Regions from separate parts of the Homo sapiens genome. Here region 1 is linked to region 2. Evidence: read pairs that join two places in POLR2A ChIA-PET (ENCODE). Cell type or tissue: PC-9. All regions are shown on one strand.

Region 1 (5,000 bases), 360 kb before region 2:
TCCAGGTCTTTACTTCATGCCTGCCACGTGCTAGAGATATTACAAGCATAATCTCAGCTTTCATGCAGCTTCCAGTGAAGCAAATGTAGGATAGTCTAAGAAAACGTGGGTTTTTATCTAGGTTTGAATTATTTATAATAAAATTTACTTACAGATTGTGAGTAATTAAAAGGAAATCACACAATATTTAGTGCTATCTGACTCCAAAGCTTATCATCTTGATCATCTTAGTTTACAACTTCCTTAAGGCAATAAAACACACAGACACACAAAACTGTAGATACAGAACACAGAGACACCAAACAAATTGCATAAAACACATTTATTTCATAATACAGTTAAATACTAGTAAGGATAAATTCATTTAATGTAATATTTAATACTGAGTATTATATGAAGTTTTAGTAAAGGGTCTTCTGTGAAAACAGAAATGAGGAGAAAGTCATAAATGAGGGAAGCTGCAATGTCAGAGTCAGGCTTTGGGAAAGCCGCTACCTACACTGGTCAGATTTCAGGTCCTTGAATCAGAGAGATGGAAGCTGGGAAAGGCAAACGCTGTAGGCAAAGCAGGATTCCTGGAAGAGGACTTGAATGTGCAGCTCATGGCCTCAGAGGGTGTTAATCTAAAGACACACACACACACACACACACACACACACACACACACACACACACACACACACACGGAACCAGATGGGAAGCAGGGCAATCTCTGAAAGGTGAGAGCTGAATGATGCCCTTACAGGTTACAAAAAGAAGTTAAGAATCTTGGTTCTGATCCAAAGAGCAATGGGAACAGCTGAGGAGTATACTTTGGTGGTTAAAGTGGAGAGAAGTGCCCCGGTGAGGCTTCATGTGAGAGAACTAGACAAAGAGAAGTCAATCCCAGAGAAGTAGATTTCCCAGGGCCTTGAGGCCTTGGGCCCTTAGGCCTTTCCTAAGGCTGAGGTGGGCAGTCTGGAAGAAAGACACAGGCTAAAGGGAGGTTGTGGCACAGAGCCGGCAAACTCTGAGCACGCACATGGGCCAAGACCACCAGCTTTTAACAGCAGAAATTTAAAAAGCACTGATGAATGGCATGGGATGGGAAAGAGGTTTACAATATGGCTGGATCCAAATGGCAGCCAGTGAATCTATGGGACTCGCCACCATTTCAGCATCAGCATTTACCAGCTCTAGAACCCTACATGGCTAAGTCACCCCAAGAACGCGTGCCCTACTTACTCATGACACTGAGAGGAACTAGGGAACTCTCCTGAGGAGAACAACTGCCTAATGCCAAAGGTGCCATCTGCACTTGTTACATGATAGAGAAAAATGAGATTATCTGAAGCAGAACCAATGAACTGAATATACTGAACTTAATAGTCCTTGTGGTCATCACTGCTGTATACTCAACAGTCTGCTTCTAGTTTAACAAATAAAAGTATGAAATAAAGTCATCAGACGCAATAGGTAACCTGCATTCAGAGTAGGTATCAGCAGGGTGCACTGATTCTCATACTAGAGAAAACCAGTACAGAGAAATACTCACAGATTGAAGTTTCTTCTTAGCAGCTTTTGCCAATTCAGACAAATCCAGGCTGCTAAGAAAACATACAAAGCTAATAAGCAAATAAATAAAGCCAGACTTGTGAACTCTGTAAAGTTTAAGACACCCAAGAGATAAAAATATTAATTACAGTTCATGGACCATGTTAGAACCAAGCATTCTACAGCCCAGTAGAGTCAGTGAGGAGCTCTAAACAGAACAATCTGGTGAAAGTAACTCCTTCTGAAATACCACAATCATGTAAGTGTTAAAGAGGAAAAAAAAATCGTCCACCAACTAAACGACAAAAGCTATTGCCAGGTTACCTTCCAGGCCCTTATGTGAGGAGTCACAATTTTTGAAGTATTAAAAAAAAAGCATGATATAAGAAAATATGTCGGGCTCGATGGCTCCCGCCTATAATCCCAGCACGTTGGGAGGCCGAGGTGGGAGGATCACAAGGTCAGGGTTGTTTTTTTTTTTTTTTTTTTGAGATGGAGTCTCACTCTGTCACCCAGGCTGGAGTGCAGTGGCGCAATCTCAGCTCACTGCAATCTCTGCCACCAGGGTTTAAGCAATTCTCCTGCCTCAGCCTCCAGAGTAGCTGGGATTACAGGCACACGCCACTGTGCCTGGCTAATTTTTGTATTTTTAGTAGAGACAGGGTTTCACCATCTTGGCCAGGCTGGTCTCGAACTCCTGACCTCGTGATCCACCCGCCTCGGCCTCTCAAAGTGCTGGGATTACAGGTGTGAGCCACTGCCCTGGCGAGGTCAGGGGTTTGAGACCAGCCTGGCCAACATGGTGAAACCCCATCTCTACTAAAATTACAAAAAATTAGCCTGGTGTGGTGGCACACACCCATAGTCCCAGCAACTCGGGAGGCGGAGACAGGAGAATTGCTTGAACCTGGGAGGTGGAGGTTGCCCTAAGCCTAGACTGCACCATTGCACTCCAGTCTGGGCGACAGAGCAAGACTCTGTCTCAAAAAAAAAAAAAAAAAAAAAGAAAGAAAAGAAAATACAAGGCCAGATATAGTTGCTCATAGGGAGGCCAGGGCAGGTGGATTGCTTGAGTCCCGGAGTTTGCAACCAGCCTGGGTAACAGAGCAAGACCCTGTCTCTACCAAAGCAAAAAAAAACAAAACAAAACAAAACAAAAAGGGAAGATGTAAAAGATCAGGATGGCAAGATTATATCTGGAATAGCAGTTAGTCATTTCATAAACTCTTGACAGTTTCCGTGCAAAGGTAACTTGCAAAACAAGGGTTTAAGGATCATTCCTGTAGCAATGAACTCATCTGCTCTTATAGACCAGGGGTCAGAAAAATTATGGCCTTCTTTTTGTTCAGTTGAGCTAGGAATGGTTTTTACGTTTTAAAATGTTTGGGGGCAAAAAGAAAAAACAATATTTCATAACGTGAAAACTATTTGAAATTCAAATTTCAGTGTCCAGAAATAAAATTTCACTGGAATAGACACACCCATTCATTTATAGAGTGTCCACAGATGCTTTCATCTACAACAGTAGAGTTAAGCTGTTGCGAAAGCGGCCATATTACCCACAAAGTCTAAAATATTTATTAATTGGCCCTTGAGAAGAAAAGTCTGCCAACCCCTGTCATAGATAATGTAATCTCCTATAATACAGAAGTATTCTGTAAATAAATAAATACAAAATACTGTCACAACTGGCTAAAACAGTGACAATATCACTGGTTTCAATTTTCCTATTAGTAAAATTGCTACTTGTGCTCTTTGAAACTTAAGTTTTATATAGTGGTTTACTTACAGCCGTCTTATTTCCAAATGGTATAGCCATAAAAGAGAAAAATGTATGGGCTTTGTTAAACACAAAATATAATATACTTAAACATAATACAACCAAGGAAATATTAGCGATAGACAAAACTAACTGGTATTTCAATGAGCTTACCTGTCTGCCATTTGAGGTATTATAAAGTGCTGTCCATTTTTGTGATCTGAAACAGAAACCAAGTCAAAGTTTTGTTCATAGAAATGTTGATAAGATCTGTAAAGGAACATCACCATTATTTCCTCAAACTAAGTTTTGCGATTAGTATTTGTGCATAATGACGAGTCATGTTGCTAGACTAGCTAAAAATTCCTGAAGACCCAGCTAGTAGTAAGGCTCATAGCCTTGTTTTTTTCTGGTACAAAGGTCCAGGCATCATTTAGCAGAAACCTATGCTCACCCCAATCACGACGATTAGTTTGCCCTCAGTGTAACTGACGATCTTTGGCCATGGAAAGTGTGCTGAGGGAGCTGAATCAGCTCACAGCAGGTGTCCATCAGCCCACGGTGTGGGACAGTGGATGAGCTCTAGGTCTTGCTCAAATGAATCTATTAGTATAAAACAGCTAGGGCTGGGACAGGTGGCCTTTGCAGATCCAGACAGGGACTCCATCTGCAAGGAAGCTTACTGACTCAGCCCTAATCTAGCTCCTGGAGAACACTGATCCATGTGCCAATGAATAACGCCACTATCAGCACTCCTATGTAGGTTTTTCTTTAACATAAGTCTATCTTTCTTCTGGGTAAAGACCCAGGAGTAGAAATGCTGGGTTATATGGTAAATGTATGTTTAACTTGGTAAGAAACTGCCAGACCTTTTCCCTTGAGTAGCGCTATCACTTTGTTTTCCAAACAGCAATGTGAGAGTTACAGTTGCTTCCTGTCTTTCCCAGCACCTGTACTTTCAGTTTTTGTTTTTAAAAGTTTAATCATTCTAATAGGTATGCTGTGGCATCTCATTGTGCTAATGACTAATCATGCCACGCTTGTCTTCATGTGATTTTTTTTTTTGCCATCCCATATCTTGTCTTTGCCCAGTTTTTATTGGGTTGTTTTCTTACTGTTGAGTTTTAATTTTAATTAATTAACTTATTTATTTATTTGAGACAGAGTTTCACTCTTGTTGCCCAGGCTGGAGTGCAATGGCGCAATCTCGGCTCACCGCAACCTCCGCCTCCTGGGTTCAAGCGATTCTTCTGCCTCAGCTTCCTGAGTAGCTGGGATTACAGGCATGCGCCACCACGCCCAACTAATTTTGTTTTTTCAGTAAAGATGGGGTTTCTCCACGTTGGTCAGGCTGGTCTTGAACTCCTGACCTCAGGTGATCTGCCTGCGTCGGCCTCCCAAAGTGCTGGGATTACAGGTGTGAGCCACTGTGCCCAGCTTATTTATTTATTTTGAGTCAGGGTCTCACTCTGCCCCCCATGGCTGGAGTGCAGTGGCGTGGATCTCGGCTCACTGGCAACCTCCACCTCCTGGGTTCAAGCGATTCTCATGCCTCAGCCACCTGAGTAGCCAGGACTACAGGCGTGCACTGCTACACCCGGCTAATTTTTTTATATTTTTAGTAGAAACAGGGTTTCGCCACATTGCCTAGGCTGGTCTCAAACTCCTGGGCTCAGGTAATCCACCTGCCTAAGCCTCCCAACGTGCT
Region 2 (5,000 bases):
CGCAGAATGGCAAAGAAAAATGCCATTGTTCGAAGCCTCCCGTCTGTGGAAACCCTTGGTTGTACTTCTGTTATCTGCTCAGACAAGACTGGTACACTTACAACAAACCAGATGTCAGTCTGCAGGGTAAGAGGAGTAATTTAGAATATTCCGTGTCGTGGTTCTTTGTTCATCCTACCAATATGCCTTCATGCCATCAAAACTTTTGATTTGTAATTTCATACATTTCTGTGGGCTGTATGTATAGCCTGAGCTTAATTTCTAATATTTGAGAGGATCTAATCATTTAATTCCTAAAACTTTCACAAAATACAGGATATCTGTATGGCTGATATACTTGTATTAGATGTAAGAGAATTAGAGAAATTATATTTTCCTTTAATTAAAAAAAAAAAAAGCCTGGGCGCAGTGGCTCACGCCTGTAATCCCAGCACTTTGAGAGGCCGAGGCGGGTGGATCACCTGAGGTCCGAAGTTTGAGACCAACCTGACCAAAATGGTGAAACCCTGTCTCTACCGAAAAGACAAAAATTAGCTGAGTGGTGGCGTGCACCTGTAGTCCCAGCTACTCGAGAGGCTGAGACAGGAGAATTGCTTGAACCTGGGCAGCGGAGGTTGCAGTGAGCCAAGATCACACCACTGCTCTCAATTCTGGGCGACAAGCAAGACTCCATCTCAAAGAAAAGAAAAGAAAAAAGACAAGGTCTCATTCTGTTGCCCAGGCTAGTGTGCAGTGACACAGCTGTGGCTCACTTACAGCCTCAACCTCCCAGGCTCAAGTCCTCCCACCCCAGCCTCACAAGTAGCTGCAACCACAAGTGCATGCCACCATGCCCCACTAGTTTTTTTATTTTTTTTTGTAGAGGCAGGTTCTCACTATGTCACCAGGCTGGTCTTGAATTCCTGGGCTCAAGTGATCCTCCTGCCTTGGCCTCCCAAAGAGCTGGGATTATAAGCATGAACCACCACACTCAGCCTCCTTTCTAATTTTCCTGATCCTCTGTCTCTAGGTGTATGTTAATAGACAAGTTCTAGAGAAAGCTGCTAGTTAACCTCCCTACCTGAAGTCCTAATTGGTTTTTCTATCACATGTTGAATGAAGCGTGCTTTTTCTCAAAAAGTAGATAGTCATCTCTCTGTATTCATTAGAGATTGGTTCCAGGACCTCCCTCAGATACCAAACTCTGCAGATGCTCAAGTCTCTGAAATGAAATGGTTCAGTACTTGCATATAACCTTGTTCATCCTCCAGTATACTTGAAAACATCTCCAGATTACTTACAGTACCTAACGTAATATTATAAATGATATGTAAATAGTTAAACTGTGTTGTTTAGGGATAGTTAACCTGTGTTGTTTAGGGAATAATGACAAGAAAAAAATGTACATGTTCAGTACAGATGCAGTTATTTTTTCCATCTGCTGTTTAGTTGACCGTGGATGTGGAACCCACAGGTACAGAGGGCTGACTAAAATTGCTTTTAACTTGCTTTATTCTGTGTATTCATCATATATATTTTTGTTTGTTTGTTTGTTCTTGTTTTGAGATGGAGTTTCACTCTTGTTGCCCAGGCTGTAGTGCAATGGCCCGATCTCAGCTCACTACAACCTCCGCCTTCTGGGTTCAAGCAATTCTCCTGCTTCAGCCTCCCAAGTAGCTGGGATTACAGGCATGCGCCCCCACGCCCGGCTAATTTTTTGTATTTTTAGTAGAGATAGGGTTTCTCCATGTTGGTCAGGCTGGTCTCGAACTCGCGACCTCAAGTGATCCACCCGCTTTTGAAAGCCTCCCAAAGTGCTGGGATTATAGGCGTGAGCCCCCGCGCCCGGCCATCCTATATTTTTTGACCATCATTTGATAAAATAAATAATTTAAACCTGCTGTTAGAAAAGTAACAACTGAATAAATAATGCAATAATTATACAGCTGGATTATTTTGTATAATTCACTTTCCTTAGGTTTTGCTTAAACAACTTGGTACAAGTCTATTCCAAAAGGTACACATGACTCATACAGAGTAGACATTTGTCACATATTTTATTCGGCTCATTAATTAGCAAGGGAATCTGTATTTGAGGAAGTGTTCAATATTAGAATATTAGAATAGGGATTGCTAGGTTAGATTACAAAACTAATGTCTTACAGGGAAACCTCATATAACATGAGCATTTATTTAGTAACACAGTGTTACATTTTCCTAGAATGGGCTTGTTAAATAATGCTTCTGTATGATATTGAAAGGGTGTAGTTATCTTGGCCTTTTTGTCAGGTTTTAGATAATTATTTTTAACATCGGAAATTGTTTTATAATCAGTTAAGCCCTGTGAATTTTTATCTTGCCAATTTTAAGCTCATGATGATTTTTTAGATACAGGTTCTCCCTCCCCCGCAAGCTCCTTGTGAAGTCCAAACCCACATTTAGAATTGACAGAACTGGGGTGTTCCAACTTTCAAAGTGGAAAGCTTCTAGGTTTGTCTTAGGTTTCTCCAGGATATTAAGGTGTTTGAGCTACTTAAGTTCTTATTTTTTGGAACCAAAAGGTTGGATGAATTGGCTAAAAGTCAGTTTTGTCATACTGGTTGTTTCAGGAAGAGAAAGGGAATTTTCTTATTTACGATTTTGTGTCTCACTTAGCCTGAAAGCTTTAATTCCTCAGAATAGTCTTTATGTCTGTGAAAGTAAGCCATGTGTAAAGCCATGTGTAAAATTGTAATTTTTAAAATTTCAGTTTCCCAGTTCACTATAATTTTTTTTTGTTCTTTTCTCCCTTGAATGGCTTGGCTTAAAATGTTTTCTTATAATAAAGAAAAAGCCTGCCTGTTCTGAGTGAAGCTCTACCTCACAACAGGAAGCTGGTGCTAATTGGTATTCTGCAGGAGGCTTCTTGCAGTGGTATTGCATAACTGCCCTTGACTTAGGAAGATTTTCATCCTGCATATCCTAAATGGTTGACTTGCTCACAGTCAAAAATGTCTAAGTACATTTAGATTTAGCTAATGTAGATTCAGATTCTGAATGTCTTTTAGAATATTTTGGGCTTTGGTATAGACTCAAAGAATTTCACATTTTTGGCTGGGCACAGTGGTTCACGCCTGTTATTTCAGCACTTTGGGAGGCCGAGGCGGGCGGATCACCTGAGGTCAGGAGTTCGAGACCAGCCTGACTAACATGGTGAAACCTCGTCTCTACTAATATTACAAAAATTAGCTGGGCATGTTGGCAGGCGCCTATAATTTCTTTGGGAGGCTGAGGCAGGAGAATCACTTGAACCCGGGAGGCGGAGGTTGCAGTGAGCCGAGTCGTGCCATTGCAGTCCACCCAGCCTAGGCGACAGAGTGAAACTCCACCTCAAAAAAAAAAAAAAGTTATTTTAAAATAAAGATTAACTAATTTCCTTATTGAATGTGAGATGAATTGCTCTGAAAAGATGTGTTTTTAAAACACAACATAGCTTTGTTGTTGCTGTTATTACGGAGTTTTGCTCTGTCGCCCAGGCTAGAGTGCAGTGGCGCAATCTCAGCCCACTGCAACCTCTGCCTCCCGGGTTCAAGCACTTCTCTCCCTCAACCTCCTGAGTAGCTGGGATTACAGGTGCCCACCACCACGCCCGGCTAATTTGTTATATTTTTAGTAGAGACGGGTTTCACCATCTTTGCCAGGCTGATCTTGAGCTCCTGTCCTCATGATCTACTCACCTTGGCCTCTCAGTGCTGGGATTATAGGCGTGAGCCACCGTGCCCAGCTCAACGTGGCCTGTTTAACTTGAGTTTTACATTTTTTAAATTCCCCTTAGAGAATGATTTGATCAGATTATTAATTGCTCATATTTCAGAGAAAGCACGAGAAAATATAGTTTTGACATCACTTTCTGTAATTTTTTCTTTTTAGAGGAGGTTTTACAAGTTTTCATTTGCAATGAAAACACAAGCCTAAATCTTACTTTTCCAAACTGGGCTTCTGAATTATAATTTGTGAATGCAAATCAAGCAGTGGAAAAATTATCTTTAAGAAAATAGCTTATGTCGCTTTAAAAAATAAAATTAATCCTTTCCTAAGCATGCTTCCATCTGTATTGTCTAGGGAACATCAATTCATTCAGCTCTGCGGGCTCCTTACTGTATACATATAGTTATGCAGCTTCATAGAACATGAGCTATTGCCACAATAAAAATAAGTGGGAAGGAGCAGAGAAGCAGTTTGTCTTATTTTACTCGGGAAATGTTTATGCAACTCTGAAATGTGAGTTTATTCTTCCCAAGCTTTTGTGCTTAGCTCTAAGGCAGGACTACCTAATACCACTCTCACAGCCAGCCATTTGAAATTTGGGATTCTGAGCAATCTAAAGAGTAACTTGTCTCTGGAACTGACCTTTTGCTGACCGGGAGTCCTCATAACTTGGATTTTGTGTGGGTTGTTGTGTCTTTGGTGCCACTGCTGCTCATTCATTCAGCACCTCAGTGATGCTGTTTTTCATACTGTTCGATTGGTCGGGGGTGTGATGGGCGAAGCAGTCTAATATAATTAAGCTAGTTAGGGTAAGGGACAGTACTGCTGATGCTGAGTGAGCCTCAGTGAGTTTTATTAAAGTTGTTTTCGTAAATGAAAGAGGTTGTTTGCCTTTGTCCTAAGCTAACAAAGGTAGTTTATTTGTGTAGCATTTTTTAAAAATCCCTTTTAAATACTCTGATGCGCTCTCCCCCTACAGATGTTCATTCTGGACAGAGTGGAAGGTGATACTTGTTCCCTTAATGAGTTTACCATAACTGGATCAACTTATGCACCTATTGGAGAAGTGTGAGTAACCCTCCTCCTCATTTAAAGGATCTGGTGTGGCAGTTTAGTATTTGTATTGATTTGCAGCATGTCTACAAAGTTAAGACAGCTTTCTGAATGTGGCTCAAGTCAACACTTATTACTAAAGTAGTAAATGTTTTTAAAACAAAAACTTTGAAAGATGAACCAAAGGTTATAATCCAGTCATCTTTTTGCATCTTCTGGGC

The links. ChIA-PET counts read pairs that join two places held together with the same protein. Peaks named below come from ENCODE experiments on the same cell type or tissue, not always from the same donor. Only the 100,000 strongest peaks of a DNase experiment are listed, where the experiment ranks them.
Region 1: POLR2A ChIA-PET joins it to region 2 with 9 read pairs; 2 of 35 experiments call an interaction of 5 or more read pairs at or near these places.

Annotation. Positions count from the first base shown.
Region 1 is chr12:109,963,992-109,968,991 of GRCh38, forward strand. It overlaps GIT2 (GIT ArfGAP 2), which reads right to left. Exons shown (of 20, transcript NM_057169.5): 8 at 3,467-3,512; 9 at 1,535-1,586. Among named protein-coding and RNA genes, the nearest start is that of GIT2, 30 kb to the right of the region's middle. In PC-9, no CTCF peak of the experiment used is centred here; DNase peaks (open chromatin) are centred at 2,750 and 3,620; H3K27ac peaks cover 1,790 bases.
Region 2 is chr12:110,327,892-110,332,891 of GRCh38, forward strand. It overlaps ATP2A2 (ATPase sarcoplasmic/endoplasmic reticulum Ca2+ transporting 2), which reads left to right. Exons shown (of 20, transcript NM_170665.4): 8 at 1-126; 9 at 4,706-4,794. Among named protein-coding and RNA genes, the nearest start is that of ATP2A2, 49 kb to the left of the region's middle. In PC-9, no CTCF peak of the experiment used is centred here; no DNase peak of the experiment used is centred here; H3K27ac peaks cover 1,068 bases.